Regions from separate parts of the Homo sapiens genome. Here region 2 is linked to region 1. A link is a loop called in an ENCODE intact Hi-C map of the cell type or tissue named here. Cell type or tissue: A673. All regions are shown on one strand.

Evidence for each region. A loop is a pair of places that touch in the nucleus more often than their neighbours do. Peaks named below come from ENCODE experiments on the same cell type or tissue, not always from the same donor. Only the 100,000 strongest peaks of a DNase experiment are listed, where the experiment ranks them.
Region 2: it touches region 1 in a loop (4-fold over the local background); 1 of 110 quality-filtered maps calls a loop at or near these places.

What each region holds. Positions count from the first base shown.
Region 1 is chr1:107,170,088-107,172,587 of GRCh38, forward strand. The region is part of intron 2 of NTNG1 (netrin G1); the gene reads left to right. Among named protein-coding and RNA genes, the nearest start is that of NTNG1, 30 kb to the left of the region's middle. In A673, no CTCF peak of the experiment used is centred here; a DNase peak (open chromatin) is centred at 1,474; H3K4me3 peaks cover 585 bases; H3K27ac peaks cover 1,477 bases.
Region 2 is chr1:107,253,224-107,255,723 of GRCh38, forward strand. The region is part of intron 2 of NTNG1 (netrin G1); the gene reads left to right. Among named protein-coding and RNA genes, the nearest start is that of NTNG1, 110 kb to the left of the region's middle. In A673, a CTCF peak has its summit at 1,234; a DNase peak (open chromatin) is centred at 1,318; H3K4me3 peaks cover 1,536 bases; H3K27ac peaks cover 2,500 bases.

The sequences.
Region 1 (2,500 bases):
AAATATCTTCACGGAGACACCTGGATTAATGTTTGGCAGAGTAACTGGTGACTGTAGCCTAGACGAGTTGATGCATCAAAAAGACCATCACCTCTACTTTTTAGGAATACTAAGAAAATTATTTTTAAAGTGGATTATTGATTAAGGCTTCTTACGTAAAAATAACTTAGACCTAAAGGAAGTAAAAATGAAAGGGAGTTTGAGCCTAAGGAAGATAAATAAGTTATTTCTTTTTTTCTTGGGCCACATCAATGTCATGTATGAAAATTCAAATGAGTAGCAAATTTTAGTACCCATCTATTATTTTATTTATCTTTATGATCATCCTGTGGATGATATACTAGGTTAAGGGAAGTCTGTTCAAAATTGATTAGCAGTCTTAAAAAAATGACAAATGTATTAATTACAAGCAAAAAATTTTTGTCACTGATGATACTGGTAAAAGAAAATAATTATTTAAATGGCAGATTTAGCATCATTAGTATTAATAACCAGATATAAATGGAACATAATTATTGCTGCTGATAATCTAAACCCATTGGAAGTGGATTAATTGGATAGATTATTTGGTATTTATATGTTTTGTTTTAATAGTAGCTATTGTATTGAATGTGATTTTTCTTGAGGGGGAAAAAAAAGAATAAAAAATGGAATAAAAGTAGCTATTATAAGCTAAGTTCCAAAAACACATTATAATTTATTAAGTTACCATTGCTGACTCCATAATCAAATATAGGCAGTCATTAAAGAATATATTCAAGCTTGCAATTCCCTTTTCTTTCTTTGGAACTCTTTAATCAGAATAGTAGATTCTAGTAAAGAATGCATTCTTCATATCTTAATAATGGGACCATCAATACTTATAGCATCGTACAAATATTTAGTGTCCCAATCCACATTTTAATAAGACAAAATTTTATTGTGCTGAAATCTAGCCTTTAGTATGTGGTAAAATCAGATTGACTCATCTTATTTTGTCAGGTCAAAACCAGATACAGTTTTTAGCATGACATTTTCTATATTTCAAATCAATACCATACTCTGTGCCCTTTTTAATATTTAAAAATATTAATGGCTAAGTTATTGATGTATAAAAATGCTCAGTAAATATTTTTCCTTTTCCACCTTATATTTTTTGAGTTGAGTTTCAACACATCACAATTTTTCACCCCCAAAAAAGTTTTCATTTTTTCTCATTGTATGTGTGTGTGTATATATATATTTATAATGATAACCCTTGCTCATTTTCCATGTCCATTCTATACTAGCTCTGAGTTTTGCACTTAGATTCCTTCCGTCCTTCAGCAAACAGCTTTTTCTCTTCCTCCTGGCCTTTCACTGTCTCCTCACAGCCATTGGCAGACAGCACTGGAAGGACTTTTATGACTTGAGATTCAAGTTTTTCTCTCTCAAGGAGTCTGGATGACTCAAAGACACTGGGTTCTTTTTCGGTCTCCTCAGCAGCCAGTGGTCTGCCATTGTGTGTGCCAGCAGGAGACTTAGAAGCTTCCAGACTGCCCTGTGTGTGGAACCTCCATGGGGCTCTGTACTGCAGTCGTCCTCAGTATTAGTCACTGCACACCGGCTGCATTTATCGCTCTAAAATCCATTTCTCTGCCCCTCACAGACATAACTGCCATCCACCCTCTGAAAACCTGCAGTATTTCTGGAGATTCTGCAGTGACAACTGTTCACTTTATCTAAGTCAATATGTTTGCTGAAAGCTGACCAGAGTTACCAGCGATTTCCTAGTCTCACATTCACATTGAAACATAGGATACTTTTACCAACAGCCTGGATTTTTTCCCCTTTTTTTTTGTTTTCCTTGGTTTTTTATTTTTTATTTTTATTTTTTATTTTTTTTGAGATGGCAAGTGAGAAATCTAGGAGTTTTTAGAATGAAATGTTAACTTACTTTTAGTCTGTTTTTTATTCTTTTGCCAGTTTGACAATCTAGCATATATGCTATTTATTCACTTCAGTTGCTACATGCTATTCAGATAACCACCTGACTACGTATGCCAAGCATTTTGCCCCTTGCTTATTTAATCCTCAAACAGTTGTATGACATAGGTATTATTATCCTCGAAACACTTGAGAACACTGAGACTCAGAGAGCTCAAAGGGTGTTGTCTATCACGACAAAGCTAATGAAGGACTGAGCTGAGATTCATCCCAGTTTCAAAACCTATACTCTGCCAAGGGAATTCTTGGGGACCTTAGCATAAATTATTAACAGCTAACCTCTGTCAAACATCAACTGCATATCAGGCACTATTGTAAGACTTTTATATGTGTTCATTCATAACCATCTCAATGATTAGGTACTATAATTGACCCCACTTTTCAAATGCGGAAGGTAGGACACAGAAAAATTACAAAATCCGTCCAAAGTCCCACAATTAGCAAAAATCTTGGCAGTCTGGTTTCTGACTCCTTATGTTTACCCTGCATCCCATAATGTGTGAAGTTAAGTTGCAGAGTCCAAGACTTAAAATTG
Region 2 (2,500 bases), 83 kb after region 1:
ACTGTACATTACATTCCTGAGCCACATGTTTGTTATAAATGCAGTCTGGTGACTTTTTACTCTTGAGGGCAGCCACACTCCAATAAAGGTTTGGTCTTCATGACATAAGGTGAAGTTCAATGATAAGAGTTAGCTGATAACATTTGAAATTATTGAATTTGGAATCCAAGTAAAGAAACAGCTAATAAGGAATATATCTTTATCCTTTTATTCTAAATTCTCAGAATTAGCTTCCATGTCACCCATTTTCCCCAGAAAATCAGCCAACTCTTGTAACCAATTTGTGTGTCACAGGTGTTAGAGAAGGGTACTCTTTTGGCTCTATTTCTCATTTCATTTCATTTTCATTTGTTGGGGCATGTATAATTAAGTTTACCTGCTCTTCCCCAGAAGGCAATTATTGGTTTAGATTGCCTTATAATTGTCTCAGGTCTTTAATGGCTTCGCTGATATTTAGCAGTGTTGCTCCTGTTTCCTCTTTTATTTTAAACCATTTGTCCTTTTTGTTTTACCCTGACATTGATCTGTGTTGTTCCTCTCTGCAAACAAAAGAACCAACATCCCACATTGCATAAACATTTGTGTCACACTTTCCTCTCGAAATTAGTATTCTTTTAAACTGGTTAACACATTTGTACTGTCTCTGACACCTTTAACTATGACAACTATGAAACAAAATAGTGAACAGTGAACAAACACATCACTGAAAACCGATTAGATTAATTACTATTCGGGACAGTGCTTAGATTAATTATTTTGTTTGTGTAGTATGTTCGTTAAGTGGTTGCCTGATTGCTGCTTAGAAGATTGATTGCTTCTTACATTTACCTTGTGGATTCTGTGGGGAAAATATCTTTTAGGATTCATCACTTCTCAAAGCCCAGGGGGCTTTGTTGACATGAGAATGCTCCAGTAAAGCTGTAAAATGGAGAACCAACTGAGGAAAATGTGTTCTTTAAATAAACACCTACAGTGGTGGCTAGAGTAGCCATCAGATCTGTTTAACATCAGGAGAAACAACTGATGATAAAATTGAGTTAATACGAACTATACAATCTGAAAACCCAGCACACCAGCTGGATTGTAAAATTGAGGTGAATAAGCACTTACCAAGATTTTCTCTGTATCCAGTAAGCTAAAATAACAAAGTCTTGGTGACTTTATGCTCATTTTACCTCTTGACTGTCATGTACCTCACTTCCCAGTAGCAGCCGCATGAGGACTGCTGCTGCTACTGCTGTTTGAGTCTGCCCTGGCAATGGGGCTCAAGAGCTCCCCGGGCTCCTTCTGAAGAATCCACACCACTGCCCTTTGAGGCGCTTGCCTCGCTGTAGGAAACTTCATGGGGTTATGTGATGCATAAGAGCATGCATTATCTACTGTGTTCAAGGGGTGACTGCCTGCACTAGGAAAGGATTTATGATAATAGGATTTTGTGCAATGGGGAATCGTAACAAATTTAAATAGAAGAGTACTTTTGAAAGAAAAAAAATGAGTTGAGGATTAAAAATAGAACAGACTTTTGTTTAGTGAAAGACTGAGCTAATCTCTCCATTTGGGGACACAAAAATACATTGCTTGCCCATGATTGTGTATTATACCTATCTGTGACTTTGAATGCTTATGGCGGTATTAGACACACAGCTTTAGTATTCAAAGAGGCTTCATACATCCCTGCCAAAAATACTGTACCTTTGTCCAGAAGAGAAAGACTAAAGAATCTTTCTATGCTTCTAGTCTTTTGACCTTAATATTTGCATCTATTAATTATATTCATAAACAACTACAACACAATTACACAAAATACTTAGATGTAGGGCACTGAAAATACCTAGGACTTTTAATACTATAGATTAAAACTAAGGAAGCATTATAACTAATATGCATCCCAGCAAATGAGAAGGAAATAACCAAAATAGTAAAATAATTAAAATAAAAGTTGCCTCATGTTTTAATCAGTCTTCCCTCTGTAGCTTGAGATTTCAGAAGGTAAGCTATTTACAAACATAAAATGTTTTTAGCATTTAAAATCATTTTGAACTTAAGATTATTAAACATCGTAACCATCATGTCATTATGGCAAAGATAGTTTTCCTCCATAAAGACACAGTCATTGCCCAAAGGAGAAGCAGCCAAGAGCATAGGTATTAGGACAGTGATAAATGAGAGGATGAGAGATGGAGTGGTTGTTTGTGATTTGGTTGGCTTTCTACAATGGTGCAAAGACTGAAATAAAAGGAAATGCATTAGCCCAGATGAAAATATATTTAAGGCCTTTTTGATTAAGTTCTTCTTTTCCTGTGTGACTTGAAAGCTGAAACTCGATGAGAATTAATTTTTTAAACATCTTTCTTTCTCATTAACTGCCCTTTTGTCTCTTTGAAGATACCTGTCTATGTTCCAGTCGAATACGAAATTCTAGTAATTCAAGTTTTTCAACTTACCACCCACATTCCTGGATTCTGACAGACAGTGGGGCTGAGACTATTGTGGGGATAAA